Linked DNA regions of Homo sapiens: region 2 is linked to region 1. The links are chromatin loops, found by intact Hi-C in ENCODE. Cell type or tissue: heart left ventricle. All regions are shown on one strand.

What was found. Peaks named below come from ENCODE experiments on the same cell type or tissue, not always from the same donor. Only the 100,000 strongest peaks of a DNase experiment are listed, where the experiment ranks them.
Region 2: a loop joins it to region 1, with 4 times the contacts of the local background. A loop is called at or near these places in 16 of 110 quality-filtered maps.

Annotation. Positions count from the first base shown.
Region 1 is chr2:236,163,485-236,171,484 of GRCh38, reverse strand. It overlaps GBX2 (gastrulation brain homeobox 2), which reads left to right and starts at 3,099. Exons shown (of 2, transcript NM_001485.4): 1 at 3,099-4,036; 2 at 5,048-6,249. The coding sequence starts at 3,514. The coding sequence ends at 5,571. It overlaps GBX2-AS1 (GBX2 and ASB18 antisense RNA 1), which reads right to left and starts at 4,043. Exons shown (of 2, transcript NR_186035.1): 1 at 3,816-4,043. LOC124906126 (a long non-coding RNA gene) reads right to left here and starts at 2,459. Exons shown (of 2, transcript XR_007088136.1): 1 at 2,101-2,459; 2 at 1,689-1,956. RefSeq lists enhancers at 3,968-4,920, 7,083-7,902. In heart left ventricle, a CTCF peak has its summit at 3,875 (motif pointing right); DNase peaks (open chromatin) are centred at 3,084, 3,946, 4,321, 7,090 and 1 weaker place; H3K4me3 peaks cover 3,586 bases; H3K27me3 peaks cover 8,000 bases.
Region 2 is chr2:235,790,271-235,798,270 of GRCh38, reverse strand. AGAP1 (ArfGAP with GTPase domain, ankyrin repeat and PH domain 1) reads right to left here. Exons shown (of 18, transcript NM_001037131.3): 7 at 385-512. Among named protein-coding and RNA genes, the nearest start is that of TNRC17, 280 kb to the right of the region's middle. RefSeq lists a silencer at 2,972-3,266 and an enhancer at 4,748-5,248. In heart left ventricle, a CTCF peak has its summit at 4,774; no DNase peak of the experiment used is centred here.

The sequences.
Region 1 (8,000 bases):
TGTGCGTTTTCTATTTCACCCTCAACCTTCATACATCTGCATGCAAGCGCAGCCTGGGACAACCCCGAAGCGAGGGGCCAACTTAATTACCATCACTTTTTCGGAATGTCTGAGGTTTTAAGTGGCATCATCTGAACCTGACACTAGCCTAGCACCTGTCGAGTGAAGTGCCCAGGGGCTGAGCTATCTTCATCTAGGGGGGAAGAGGGGAGGGAAGTTCACGAAGTTAACTGGAGTTGGAGGACCCAGCTCTCCCTTCGGGTGCGCCCTTCATTTTTCCTAATTGGAGGGGGGAGGGGACCAAGTTGCAAACATCTGTGCCCGGTGATTTTCCCGCGTAGACTGGGCCGAGCTGAGTCACGGAGGACTCTGCAGTTTGAGGCTGTTACGAGCTAAGCAGGTAGGAATCCGGAGGATGGATAAGCCATGCATCTATCGCTCCTGTCCATAAATCTATCCGAGGAGCCGAGGAAAAACTCTAAAGGCTTTTATTATCCGCAGTCCCCACGCTCTGAACGCTTTGCAGGTAGCTGAGGTGCCCCGAATGCATCTTGTTAATCACGCCGAAACACAAGGATCCTTTTATGACACGAACAGTCGTTTTCTAAGCAGCTAAGCATTAGATGAGAAAGTATTACTGCATTGCATTTGCGAAAAAGGCACTAGTAAATAAAATTCATATTGATGGGAATTATCTGAACTCACTAATAAAAGATTAGTATTATAACCCCTGCAGTCAATACTTGCTATGGCAATTTATGGATGCAAATAACATGCCATCAAATTATTTCAAGTGCAGCTATAATTCGACGGACCTAAATCTTCTTGCTGAACTTTAAATGTAGAATAATCACCAAAATAATCAAAGGAATCCCTGCCTCTCAGAGGGTAATCAGGCGACAAAAGTCCCTAGAACAATATTTTTGCGGCGAAATAGCAAAGTGCATGGCAAACCTGCCTAGGTAAAATGAATAACAGCTTCCCCCGGCATGTCAGTGGCAAGCCGGAAGGGCCCCGGCTGTAGCCACGTAAATCAAGGAAGGAATGGAGCGTTTCTTAGTATTCAAAAAACAGGGTAATGGCACCCAAGGCTGTGTCACTGTAACTATCTCATAATGAGGGGGAGTATTTATTATGCTCATAAAGATATCAGCCTTTTGCCCTGGGCTTCGATTTTTTTTTTCTTTTTCTTCTTTTCTGGGAGTGAAGAAGGAGGGATAGAGCCTGGAGATCCCACAGACACCTCCTTCTCCATGGATCCCAAAGGGAATTCATTTCCCCTCACACTGCCTAAGCCACCTCGGGGTCTGGGCGTGAAGTCAGGGGAGGCAATCCAGGCAGCGTCCTAATGAATTCCTTTCAAACCGCCTGCTGCCGGAGCGATCTATTACTGCGGCCTGGAGTGGGGAAACGCGATCGAGACGTCTTTGTCCGGGTGGTGGTAGGGAGGGAGGAGGCGAGGAGGAGGAGAGGGCTGGCGGCGGACCAGCGAGTTTTCCCAGCGTCCCGGGGCGCCAAGGACACACCCTCCCCTCTTTCCTCCAGGTCTGCTGGGTGGGCAGTGGGTCTCCGGCGGGACTCCTGGCAGAGGAGCTGATCTGGGATTAAGACGTCCCCCGGGGGGCCTTGGGGCTAGAGCGAGAGAAAGAGGAAGAACGCGAAAAAAGAGCTTCAAAGAATCGGGTCGATAAATTCATAAAGATCGATTTATCTTTATCTCCCAATTAAATGTGCTTGTAAGTGATACATAACACACGTCCAACACGGGCCAACTCCCCAACCACTAGCTCCTCGGCGTGAGCTGATTTTTAATGACCGAACTAACAATGCCCTTCTTTCCTTCTCCCCAACCCGGTGCTGTTGGCGGTTCAGGGCTGACGTCTAGACCCGGGAAGTTGAAGCCCGGGCCTTGGAGACTCGAGGAAGCCCCGCTCGCGCTGGTGCGCTCTGCACGGTCTGCCGTTGTCAAGAAGTGATTCCATTTTTAAAGGGAAGACAAGAGCTGAAAGTTTTTTGTTTGAAAATGGAAGAGGGGATAAGTACGTCCCTAGTTTCCCTCCACCCCAAAATTCCCTTACTTTCAAATTTGGGGGTCTTTACCGTTGTCGAGAACAGGGGAAACATCCTGAGGGGATCGGCTCCATCCTGCAGTTAGCAAAGAGGAACCGCGCGCCCTCGAGTCCTCGCGCTGGAAACCGGGCGGCGGCGCCAGGGTGAGCACTCCTTGCGTTCGCAACGTGCTTAATTAGCGCCTATTTACAAAACGCAGCTTTTATTTGAGCAAACATCATAAAGCTTTCATCAGGATAATCTCACGTTATACAATCTGGAGGCACAGCAACTCCCCCCTTCCTCCCCGAGGATGGAGCAGATAAAGGACTCTCTTTATTATCATAATTATCGTGGTTGTTATTTTGGTGCGCGCTGGCAAAGTGTGTAAATAGGTGCGATGATTAAGAATGTCATGAAAAATGAGAGACGGGATCGCTCACGGGAGGGCCCAGCCCGGGATGGGGGAAGCAGCAGCCTCCCCGCCCCACCCGGTGCGCGGACCTACAGCGAGCAACCCGGCGGGTTTCTGGCGGCGGGCAGGCGCTGCCAGCTCCCAGCCTTCGCCCCGGGGGTGGCTCCGGAGGGGCAGGACCCTGCCCCCAACTCCAGGACCCTCGCCCGGACCCCAGGCGCAGCCGGAGCACCCAGCGCTGGAGTGAGCCGCAGGCAGGTTGGTTCCATGGCAAATACAGTAAAAGAAATAAAGCGCCCCCGGCCCAGCCGTGGGGGTGCGGGCCCCGGAGGCTACCCTTCGAGGTGGCCTCGACAAGGCTGCAGGGCCCCAAGGTCCGAGCCTTGGAGGTGCCATCCGCCCGTCTCAAGTTTGCGCGGCACGGGCTAGGCATGCAGGCTCCGGCTCCCCGGCCCGCGCGCTCCGACGGTGGCGCCCGCAGCCCGCTCGAGGCCAGCTTGGGTGGAAAGGGCGGGGCCCCGCTTTCGCCCCACCCCCGCCCCGCTCAGCCAATGGCCAGAGGCGCCCAGCCCCACGTGAGGCGAGCCGGGCCAGGCGGCAGGCAAAATGTGAATGAGAAAGAGGAGCGCGATTTAAAGGTGCTGGCTGCGCCCGCCGGAGATAAGTACGCCGGCTTCGCGCGCTCCCCAGCGGCCCGCGGGAGGCGACGGACGGCGGGACGGACGGACGGACGGCAGCTTACCGGGGCCGAGGGCCAAACCCGCGAAGCGCGCGGGCTCCGACGGGCAAGCGGCGGACGGGGGCTCCGGCGAGCCCTCGGGGCCCGGGCGCCCTCTCCACTCCGGGGCGCACGGCCTCACCCCGCACACCCCCTGCACCCGCCCGGCATGCAGCGGGCCCAGGACTGAGGGGCGGAGGCGTCTGCTCTCCGGGTCCCGCTCGGCCCCTGCCCGGCGCTCCCGGCGGTGCTCCCGGCGTCCGGCGGGCTTCCCGGCGGCGGCGCGGCGCGGGGACTTTTCGCCTCTCGCTGGCCTCTACCGAGCGCGTCTATGAGCGCAGCGTTCCCGCCGTCGCTGATGATGATGCAGCGCCCGCTGGGGAGTAGCACCGCCTTCAGCATAGACTCGCTGATCGGCAGCCCGCCGCAGCCCAGCCCCGGCCATTTCGTCTACACCGGCTACCCCATGTTCATGCCCTACCGGCCGGTAGTGCTGCCGCCGCCGCCGCCGCCGCCGCCCGCGCTGCCCCAGGCCGCGCTGCAGCCAGCGCTGCCGCCCGCACACCCTCACCACCAGATCCCCAGCCTGCCCACAGGCTTCTGCTCCAGCCTGGCGCAGGGCATGGCGCTCACCTCTACGCTCATGGCCACGCTCCCCGGCGGCTTCTCCGCGTCGCCCCAGCACCAGGAGGCGGCAGCGGCCCGCAAGTTCGCGCCGCAGCCGCTGCCCGGCGGCGGTAACTTCGACAAGGCGGAGGCGCTGCAGGCTGACGCGGAGGACGGCAAAGGCTTCCTGGCCAAAGAGGGCTCGCTGCTCGCCTTCTCCGCGGCCGAGACGGTGCAGGCTTCGCTCGGTGAGTCGGCGGCGCGCGCAGCCGGGACGAGGGGGCGGGAGGAGGCGGGGGCGGGCCAGCGCCGGGTTCCCGCGGGAGACCAAGGGGGCGAGGCCGCGCCCCCGCTCGACCCCCGCGGGAGGAGCTGGAGGATGAGGCCCGGCTGTGCCGCTGGGCCTCCGGGGGACATTCAGAGCCACCCAACAAGCGGGGTCTCGGGAGGGGGGGCGTTTAGCGCCCGGCGACCAGCTGCTGCCCTGGGCCACATATCTATCTGACGATGCGTTTGGCCGAGGCCGCCTCTGCCGCTCCGCGGTGACCTGGGGTTCCGGGTAGGTTGCAGCCTCTAGGGGAGACGGGTTGGGCTGCGCGTCTCAGCCGTGCGTGTGCCCAGGGGCGCCCAGACTTTTTAAACCCCTTCGCTGGTCTTGCTACTTGTCTGGGAGAAACGGACTGCTGGGAGGCTGTGCCTGTGTGTTTGTGTTGGGGGTGTCTGGTGGGAACTTATAAGGCCACAAAACATCCCTTTGACCAACGTTGTCTGTCTCAAAAAAGATGGTCTGGGATCTGCACGTCCCTACGCCTCCACTCCGGTTAGGAAGCAATTGAGGTTCACTACATTTTCATGGTGGCGGTGGGGGGAGGATGAATCGTGAATCCCCCCATCAGTCCTCAACCAGTCCCCACCCCAGGGACAAAGCGGGCAATCTCTTGGGCCTCGCGCCTCCTGCTACTTCTCCTGACGCTGCCGAGGCTGGGAGGGTGCGGGGGAGGCATGGCGGCCCTTTGAGTGATGGTTCTGGGCAAAGGGCCGTCGCCTGTACTGCCTCCTCTCCTTTGAGCTTTCTCACGCTCCCCCCACCCCTCCTCTACCCCTCAAAGGCCAGGAAATCACAATGTGTTAATGTCATAGAAAGACAATCCGCTAAAGGGTGGGGGGCGGGGGGCGCGGAATGTCCAAATGACGGTGGGAAGGAGAAAGGAAGGCCAGTGTGCGAAATGTAATAAAATGCCGTTTGGTTTTGCTTTCAGTCGGGGCTGTCCGAGGGCAAGGGAAAGACGAGTCAAAGGTGGAAGACGACCCGAAGGGCAAGGAGGAGAGCTTCTCGCTGGAGAGCGATGTGGACTACAGCTCGGATGACAATCTGACTGGCCAGGCAGCTCACAAGGAGGAAGACCCGGGCCACGCGCTGGAGGAGACCCCGCCGAGCAGCGGCGCCGCGGGCAGCACCACGTCTACGGGCAAGAACCGGCGGCGGCGGACTGCCTTCACCAGCGAGCAGCTGCTGGAGCTAGAGAAGGAGTTCCACTGCAAAAAGTACCTCTCCTTGACCGAGCGCTCGCAGATCGCCCACGCCCTCAAACTCAGCGAGGTGCAGGTGAAAATCTGGTTCCAGAACCGACGGGCCAAGTGGAAACGGGTGAAGGCAGGCAATGCCAATTCCAAGACAGGGGAGCCCTCCCGGAACCCTAAGATCGTCGTCCCCATCCCTGTCCACGTCAGCAGGTTCGCTATCAGAAGTCAGCATCAGCAGCTAGAACAGGCCCGGCCCTGAGGGTCCAGAAGGGCCAGGGCCTGGCACCCACCTGGAGAAGCCCCCGCACCCGAGGGAACCCATGGTGGACTCCACTGTGTTTGAAGCAACAAAGTCACAGCCCAGCTGTGGCCATCCCAAGCAAATTGAGAATATATTCACTAAATGGGCTTAAAAGACTGCTTTTGAAGGGGCTTACAGCCACACCAGAAGACACGCTAAATATTTATTATACTATCCTACTTTGTACATAAATATCTCTATAGACTGGATCTCAGCTGCAGTATTTTGAAAGTTATAGGACTTAATTACCCAGTAATTTCTCCACTCATTCCAGAAGAAAACAAAACCTCTGCTGTAATCTGCGCGGTTAGCAGCCACCTTTCCATACTTTTCCAAAGGTAAACGTGAAACCCAAGAACAAGCACTGGGGTTTAAACTGATTTTGGTTTGCGTTCTGGCTTTTTGAGTTGACTGAAAAGCAGACATTGTTAGGCAGCCTGGAAATTCGCTTTGCTTTGCTTTGCTTTTGCCTGGCTTTGGTTTCCCCTGGGGTTGCCTATCCTATCTGAGCCATGTGAAGCACGTCTCCGTTGTGTTAATTTATTTCAATGTAGCTTATTTTCTTATAAGTTATGACATTTAAACAATTTCAGTCTTGTGAATAATAAAAAGGAGAGAGGGGGGGAAAAAGACCAATCCCTGGGCCTCATAAGTGTGTCCAGAATTTGACCGTCCCGGGCACTGCCAGGGTGTGGCCGGGCAACTGGTCTGGGACCAGTACTGGAGAAACGTCCCCTGAAACAGGTCTCCTTAGGCATCCTGGACTTGAGCCACCCAGCACTTTGCCAGGTTTAAAATAGGAGGGCAAGAGGGCCGATAGGATTACGAATTTAAGAAAACCTAATTCTCACCTTAGAAATCTATCTCCCCCTTTTGCACAGCCTAATCGATACCTAGTAGGCCGGCAAACTTCGGCCAGAGGAGGAGGTGGGTGCCCGGAGGAGGCAAGCGAGTGCGGGTATTGGTGGCTTTGCACAAACTCCTGATGCTCCAAATCGACTACAGCCAGGGAGGAAACGTCTTTCCTTTACAAATATCTCCGGCCCGAAAAGAAGCGGTGCTCGCCTGCCGGCAGAGTGGAGGGTCCATAAATCAGGCTCCGGGCGTTATCTGGCGACAGGAGCAAAAACCCAGCGAGCCCAGCCGGCTTCCCGGCAGCCCTCAGTCGGAGGCGGAGGCTGGCTGGAGCGCCCCCGGCCCCGGCACCTCCCCCTCCGGGCGGGGTCGAGGGGGCGGGACCCGGGCACCGCCCCACCCCAAGGACGCCCCGGTAGTCCGCACCACAAAGGGGGAAAACGGGAGAGGCTACGCAGGGGAGCTGGGAGTCGGTCTGCAAGGGACGGGGAGCTGCGCGCCTCCCCATCTCGGTGGGGCGTGCCTGGTCCCCAAGCCCACTCCTGTCCCAACCCCGGCCCTGCGCTCAGAGCCCTGTCCGCTCGCTGCCGGACCCCGAAGCGCGCCGCCAGATACTGCGGCGGACAGGCCCAGGGGCGTTCAGCGGGCCAGCGAGTGTGAGCGTGGTGCCACCAAGCCAGCAGCCCGAAGCGCGAGAGAAGCCGGGGCTTCGCCAGCCTCAGCCTTTCGAGTGGGGGAAGGAGGGGAGGCCGGTGAGCCGCTGCGATGCAGCGGCGCTCGGCCCTCGGCGAGGTTCTCAGCCGAAGAAGGGGAAGCGCGGCCCGCCATGGGTTAGTACTAATATTGACTTAATTTTTACTACTTACAGGCCGTCACCTCCCCACGGCGGAGGGGCCTGGGGACCAAGACCTCCACCCAAACTTCAGGCGCAGGGTGAAGGCTGGGAGCGACCGAGTCACCCTTTCCCGCCGCGTTCCCAACAGTTCCGGTGGCGGAAAATGGCCCAGACTTGGTTTTCGAGCCCAATAAAATAGAAGGGCCAGTCCTCCGAGGGCGTCGGCCGGCTCTGCGGGGCGCCGAGAGCCGCAGAGGCTCCTGGCCGCGCCCCGCCCAGCGCCATGAAGCCTGGCAGGGAGGGGATGGCGCCCGGGTCGCGCCCTGGCCTGGCGCGGGGGCCGCAAGGCCGGGATCCCGCCCGCCAGGAAGCGCTGAGTGCAGGTTGCCGGTGAGCGCCTGCTGCTCGGGGCAGGTACCCACTGGCCACACGACGCTGCTGCAGCATTCGAGGCCCGCAGGGACGCCGTCCCCCGACCCACACACCTGAGCCAGTCTGCGCGTGGCTGGGGGCGAAGAGTTTACCCGGGAAGGTTGGGGAGCTGCGGCCTCTGCCCCGCCGGCCCTGCGGGTCGGGGGAAGAGACCCTGGCACTCCCCGCAGATCCTGGAGTGCCCCCCATATCCCCTTCCACCATAACAGGTGTAACCCCACCCGCCTTCTCCAAAAGCCCATGGCAGGGATGAGGGGCAGAGGGA
Region 2 (8,000 bases), 370 kb after region 1:
AATGCCACTACCAAATTTAAGTATAAAGCGAGATTGGCCATTAAGATTTACTCACAACTGTTCAACCTATAAGCAGACTAGGACCAAGACCAGAGAAGGGTGGTTTAAATCACCAGCGAGGACTGCAGCACACACCTCCCATCACCACCCGGGCCAGCATGCCTCATAACACAGGCAGCATGAAGACAGAAAACATAAAAGAATGATTCCCATAAAAATCACTTGGCCACAGCAGTTTCTGAAGAAAATGTGAAGTCAATTACAACATGCTGTTACTTATAAAGTTGAAAAGAAAAAAAAAATCAACCTTAGCATTGGCTGGGAACACTATTTGCATATTGTCTTTGGTTCTAAGAGTCTGACTTCTCATGTCACCTAACGTACCTGGCTGATGTGCACGGCAGACACCTGCGCGGAACAGACGGAGGAATGGCTGGGAGAATTAGGTAGCGACTTGCAGGGTCCTATGGACAGCTGCTGCTTCTTCCTTGTGGCAACAATCTTCTGGGCAACTGGTGGACACACAGACAAAAAGAAATCCATGTCAATCAATTTCCAAATTCAGGAACAGAGCAGAGATCATCAGTCTGTTGTCGAAATCTGTTATTTCCTTCTTTCGCAGTAATAGCATTCCTGGTTCTTAGGTGGGCAAATGACAACCAGAATAAACATGACATTTGCCAGAGCCTCCTCCCGTCCCCCCACCCCCGCATCAGCTGAACATGGCCAGGTACACAAGCTCTGGCCAGCAGGATGAGAGCAGAAGGATCACAGGGCAGCTTTTAAGGATCTTCCTGGAGAGCCTCCCTTTGCCTAAATTCTCGTATGTTTTTCCTACTTGTTGCCTGAAATGCACAAACGTTACATGGCCTCAGCAGCACTGTGGAACACGAGGCGACACTGGGAACAGGAGCCACATGGGAGACAGATAGAGCCGGTCCCCCAACTCCACAGAAGGCCTCAGCAGCCCTGCACAGACCACCTCAGAGGAATGTAAAGCAAAAAAATACACACCTATCTCATTTAAGTTATTCTCATAAAATCATCTTTTTTTCCAGTTACTTGGAACAAAAATAATCCTAAATAAGGCAGGGCAATTTAACCAAACCCCTTGGAAAGACAAAAATCTTTTTTTTTCCCCCAAAGCCTAAAGAAATCCTCTTCACTCTACAAGCTATCATAGAGAATTATATTCAAGGAGATGTAATTATATCAAAGACCTTTTTTATTTAAATATATGACTGCACACATTGTAAGTTTATCTTAATCAATACAAATCTAAATTCAACCAGCCATAACTTCTCTTGGCAAATAGGCTCGCTGATAAAGCATACTGAATGTAATTGGAAAGGAAGTCAACGATTAGAAAACTCTTCCTACACCAATGGTGTCACTGCCGCAGAATAACTACACTTTTGATTTGAATAGATGTGTGTCTTTGGGGACTAGCAGTAATTAAGTTCAATGATATTCAATCCTTGACTTTGCCTAGATAGTTGCTATTTTCGAAGATGTCCACGGAAAGGAACTTGTCATCTCTCCCCAGCAATAGGTTATAACGTAGACGGGGCCCATATAGTGTTTGCAGATAATTTCTTTTCCAAATGAATACAATTTTAATAAGAAACTGGTTTGTCCACAGCCTATGGGTTTCATGTAAATGAATGATAGTATAAATATGATTAAGTGAAAATGCAATATATAAAAAATGGCTCACAGAGAGGAAGAAGCAGCTTCATTAGTTACATCCCACCTCCAATAGGCCTCTTATCATCCTGAAAGGATGATATCAATTAATTTATCTTCCGGTAGTGTATTGATATCACATAACCTTCATCAGCTAATCATGTTTAAATTACAGAGGAATATCGCAGCACTCTGTCATCTCAGAACCATTGGCATATTGATCTGGGGTCTTTGAAGACATTTATTAGAATATTTTAAAGTCATTATGTGAACTCAAAAATAAAATCTAAGATTTCAACAGATGCAAAATGTGTTGTCTAGGTATCTTGAAATTGCAAAAACCAAAAGTAAATTAGCCAAAAATCATAATTGCCTGGGTGAGTGCTAAAGTATTGCTACTTTGTTTTTGAAAAATAGCAATAAGGGGCTTTGATTATCAATTACACTGAAATCTGATTTTACTCCCAGCTTCAGAGTTACTATTCAGCTGGATGGCCACACTGACTTTACATTCGTAAGAAATGTGCAGATGTCAGAATTAAATAGGACTAGGATGCATGCTTTGAGAGCTTTGCAGACATTTTCATTTGTAGAAACTAAGGGAAGATGCGAGAAACTTCCTAAGATAAGTCAAATATGTTATGGAAACGACTGTTGTATGAAACTTCAAATGCAAATGAATGTTCTATCCTTTCTATGGAGTCTAGGAAGAGTCAGTTCATGAGTAAAGAGAATATTTCTACAACAAAGCCTCTCATCAAACTACAGACAGGATGTACAAAGTATGAGTATTTAGCATTGTTAACTGCTAAAATTCTTCTGTCCATTTAATTACTATTCTACCACATTAATTAAAAAATAAAATGAAGTCACAACATCCGGTAACTGGTAGTAGTTTTTAAACTCTACTATTTTTTTTTCATATTTGTCCTATTTCCCCTCTACCTGTTATGTCCTTCCTGCTTCCATACACAAATCAAGGAAAGAAAATGATTTATAAATATATTGTTCTAAAATATACGGACTGCTTGAATGCTTTAAAACTACAGGGTAACCCATACGAATAAGGGAAAACTTTAATGAAGAACAAAAAGTATCTGACTTCAGGAGGAGGAGCGGGAGCATGAGGAATAGGAAGGGGAAAGGACTCCTTTGTAATGTCTGCCCATGTCTCCCCCATCTTGAAAATGCAAACTGACTACAGAGTCAATGCTGCAAATAGCCACAAATTTGCCAACGGCTGTTGCTGCTATTTGCTTGATGTCCCAGGGACGGGGTGGAATCTCTGGGCGCCTCACTTAAAGACATCCCTAAATGAATTGTTTGGGGAAGCAAAAAACTAGTATGACAACTGCCATCCAAGACATCCGCAGTCCTTCCCCACACAACCCAGCAGCAGGCTGGGTAATCTCCTAGAGGGAAAAGCTTGGTGTGTCTATGTGAGTGGAGGAACCCCCCTCCATTCCCACCCCAAAAAAACAACTCAAAGAAAATGGATGGAATGTCACGGGAGGGAGCTGCTCTTCTGTGGCTGTAATCGTTAATTACTCATACTATTTAGAACATTTAAATGTTAATAGGTTTAACATGTGAATATTACCCCAGACTGTGCTGTCTGGGAAGCTTTTTATAACCATTGAGTTTTTGTCTATATTTGATTATCCAAGAAATAAATGTGTTGTTTCATATAAATACGTATGTTCAATGTAAATGTGTGTGGGTGCATAGACATAAATATGTTCAATGTAAATGTGTGTTGGTGCATAGATCAGAAACACAATCACGTGGATTTACTTAAAAAAAATCTGGAAGCGGCTGGGCGCGGTGGCTCATACCTGTAATCCCAGCACTCTGGGAGGCCGAGGCGGGCAGATCACCTGAGGTCAGGAGTTCGAGTCCAGCCTGGCCAACATGGTGAAATCCCGTCTCTACTAAAAATACAAAAATTAGCCGGATGTGGTGGCGCATGCCTGTAATCCCAACTACTTGGGAGGCTGAGGCACGAGAATCACTTGAACCGGGGAGGCAGAGGTCGCAGTGAGCCAAGATCATGCCACTGCACTCCAGCCTGGGTAACAGAGTCAGACTATCGCAAAAAAATTAAATTTAATTTAAAAAAAATCTGGAAGCTTTGTCACTGAGATTTGATCTTTTCTCAAATTGGGCAGCACACTTCCCTATGACTCTGTCACATGAGCTACTCCCAAATCTAAAACGGTGTCAACGGGTACTGAAAACATTTGCGCTTACTACTGACACTACCAATTTAATTACCCTCCTGAGACTCCCAAGAGTAATGCTCAGTGTTCTTTTAAAAGTCACTTCCTCTATAATTTTAAAATTTTATTTGGGTTAACAGATAAAAGATACCTCTAACTAGCCCCTTCAACTGTGCAAGTGTGCGTGTGTGTGTGTACATTGTATAAAGGTGAAAACCAAGCTGGCCTCACCATGGGGTCAGAAGGGAGAATTGTGCCCATCTTCAGGGAGCAGAGCAGGCAGGTGCCTGGGACAGGACACAGGGGTTTCTGGGGTCTAGAAATAGGCCCTCCTTGACCTGAGGATAATTTTGTGACAACTTTTTAAGCCCAAATACACTTTCATGTATGTTTCCATTCTTCAATAATAAAAAAAAAGTTTAAGAACTTAACAAAAAAAGTGAGGTATACATTTACTTTATCCACAAACTGTAAATGTTCTATTCTATAGAGGGAAATAGCACCCTTTAATTAGTGGTTAAAAATAAGACAACAGCTCCCAAACAAGACTTCATTAAATCCTGACATAATGCCCAATTTCTACTTCCATCTTGTTTCTAAATCACACAAAATGAGGCAAGGAATAGCCCTTGGTCACACTAGGAGCCTCCGGGCCAACCTCACGCCCTCTATAACCAGAGGACAGCTCCTCCTCCTCCCCCTTCCTCCTTTTTGCTGCTCAAAGGCTGAGCAGGGCTAGGCGGCCCACACTTCCCATCTATTAACTCATTTCATCCTGTCAGCTCTTTCATTTTGCAGGTGAGAAAAACCAGGCAGCAAGTGCACCAGAGCAATCCGACGGCTCTGGGACTGCTCATGACACCACCATGTGGCAATCGAACACCCTGCCAGCACCCCAACAGACTGTCCTGGTTCCACAGCACGAATCATGTGTTCTTTTGCCCTGCACCCTCAGTTTGTCATCAATTTCTAACTTCTACTTGGGTGACTAAATGAAATGGATTGGGTAACTAAACAAAATGCTGAAAAGGACTGAGTGTGGTGACTGGCACACAGGAGGTGCTCGCCAAGGCTGCCCGGATTACACCGTGTGCCACGCCCCATTCCCAGCCAGGCCTTCTGGAAAGCCCGGGGATGCTGCTCGACTCTGCCTCTCCTGCTCTCTGCAATCCCTAGGCTGGGCCTGCCATTGCCATGGTCACTGGGAGTGGTCCAGAGGCTAGGTCGCACCTTCCTGGACCTCTGAGCAGCATGTGGCGTTCCTCGTCATTCCCTCCTTTCCTCTTCTGCATCCTCCTCGGGCTTCCATGAACCCTGACGTCCCTGGTTTTCCTCCTCCGGCTGGAACTTCTCTTTCTCATCCTCCCTTGCTGGCTCCTGAAGTGCGGGTGCTTCCCTGGCATCCTCCTGGTGTCCTTTTTCCCATGCCCTCTGCCTGGGCAACCTCCTCGCGAATGTCTCGGTCACCACCTCAGTGCCAGGAGCTCCCAGGATCGCCACTGCCACGAAGAGCTCTGCCTCACATCCTGCCTTCTAGAGTTGTGTAGCCAATGACCAACTCGGCATCTCCCCTTGGATCTGCTAGAGGCGCCTTCAAGTCCGCGCCGCCCAGCCTGGGCCTCCTAGCCTCTCTCAGACCTGCCTCTCGTCTGTTTTCTAGCTCAGTCGATGGCACAACCCGCTCTTCACCATGGACAGAACAGACCTAACAGATGATTGGTTCAACCACCAGAGTTTCTCAGAAATTCGTCTTCACTGCCACTGCCTTGGTCTAAGACTTATCCTTCCACAGCTGGTGACCAAAGCAACTTCCAAATGAGTCTCCCTGACTGTCCCCTAAATGCCCCTAACACACCACAGGGCGACCTCAAAGGCAAATCTTACCACAGCGCTGTTCTATTTCCAGTTTTTCAACAGCTCCTTAGCAAAACTGGGCTCTTTCATGTTTGGGGAAGGTGGCTTGTCCACTCCTGGTATTTCCGCACATTAGTACTACTGGATAAGGACCATAGTCTCTCCTGGAATAGGCAGATGAACCCCATGCAAAAGCTTTGTGGGGGACCAGATGACACGTGAAGGGTGGGGAAAAGTGGGGGCAGAGAACTAAGGAAGACACAGAGAAAGCGTATAGATTGCAGTGACACTGAAGAGCCACCATTAGATGACAACTAATGACTCGGTGTAAATCAAGCCCACGTTTGGGAAGAGGGTTCCTCTGCTACTGGGAAAGCTGGAGCACAGTGAGGCCAGTAACTTGGGAGGCGGGGGAGCAATTCCGAGTAAGCACTGTTAGGTAGGGATTATAAAGTACGAACCACACCTCCAATAAAACCGTATTTTAAATGCTCACCATAGACACACTGATGAAATTCACATGAGACTAAACACTAATTTTACTCCACGAAAATATTTTAAAAGCAAAATTTATGCAGCTGAGGGCACTGCATGTCTTGTCTCTGTCTTTGGTGTCTCCACCCAAAGGTGACACTTACTTCACATTTCATTGAAAGGCTCTTCCCGGCTGGGTGAGCTGGCTCACACCTGTAATCCCAGCACTTTGGGAGGCTGAGGCGGGCAGATCACCTGAGGTCAGGAGTTTGGACCAGCCTGGTCAACATGGTGAAACCTTGTCTCTACTAAAAATACAAAAATTAGCCAGGCATTGTGGCGTGTGCCTGTAATCCCAGCTACTTGGGAGACTGAGGCAGGAGAATCGCTTGAACCCAGGAGGCAGAGGTTGCAGTGAGCCGTGAGCCAAGATCATGCCACTGTACTCCAGTCTGGCCAAAGAGCAAGAATCCGTCTCAAAAAAAAAATCAAATCAAATCAACGTGCCATCTTATTGTTTATCACGATTCTGTGCGTCAGGAGTTTGGACAGGGCATATCAGCATATCAGGGACAGTTTGTCCCTAATCCATCCCCCGCCCCTACAAAAAAAAGAAAAGAAAAGAAAAAGAAAGAATCTTCCATTCGAACCATAGGGGGCTTACCTGGAGACCCTCCCATAAATAATGAAAGCCACTACCGGCTGTAATCTTCCAGTAACAAATAAAAGATCCCCTAACGTCTCAACTCCATTTTAAATCACAGTAAAGTGATCATTAAACTATCTTATTAAGAAGAAATTAATTACCAAATTATCTATATAGTTCAGAATGTGTGACTTCGGAGTGAAAAGAAATATGTAGAATTTTTCTCACCATGAAAATCTCAAAGTTAAATGTTAAAGAAGGTGTACTCTATATTGTTGATAATTCAAGCCCATCTCCTAAATGTGTTTTCATATGATCTGTGTTTTCAGCGATAAAGAAAAGCTAAGTCAAATCATAGCCATGTGAGGAAGCACACACATCCATGATGGTCTCTTGGGTTTTCTGGCTACAGTATGTTCCTTAATGACAATCAGTGAACCATGGGACCCATGGCATAGCCTGGCACTTACACACCTGCGGAGATCCTGCCAAACTGTGCCGTCTACTAAAGAGTACAGTCAGCCCATGTTCCAAGACAATGGGCCAATTCCACCGAGCTGGGACCTCTTCTGGAAATGCTTGAGGCCATGCTGTATTTAACTTCCCGGGGCCAGGGCCTGCCTGACACTCAGTGGGCACACAACAACTGGATGAATGAATGGATGAGTCAACAGTGGGGCTGGGGTGGGAAGGTTATAAGAAGGTAGTGGGAGAAGATGCTGAAACAGGCAACTAGAAATGCATTTCTAAGGACCTGATATGCAGAGAAGAGTGGCAAGTGTGAAGTTGTCCTTAAGGCAATGGGGGGTTATTCAAATTGAATAGAGAAGTGAAGAGATCTATGCTTTGGAAAGATACCTGGGGTGGTTAGAAGATACAGGTCATTTCTACCTGGACACTCAAGAAAGGGAGTGTGCAGGGGTGTGGGGAGCGGAGGGGCTGGGAAAGAGCCTCAGGGGCTGAACTCAGCAGCCTGGTTCCAGCGGTTTCCCGAGAAGCACACATATATTTTGTTTTGAGACTCCCATATCTAAAACTGTCCCTCTACCCTTTTACTGGATTAGTATTTTGGCAGCACACAGAATTCTAGGCTAATTATGTGTCATCTGATGATTCTAAGC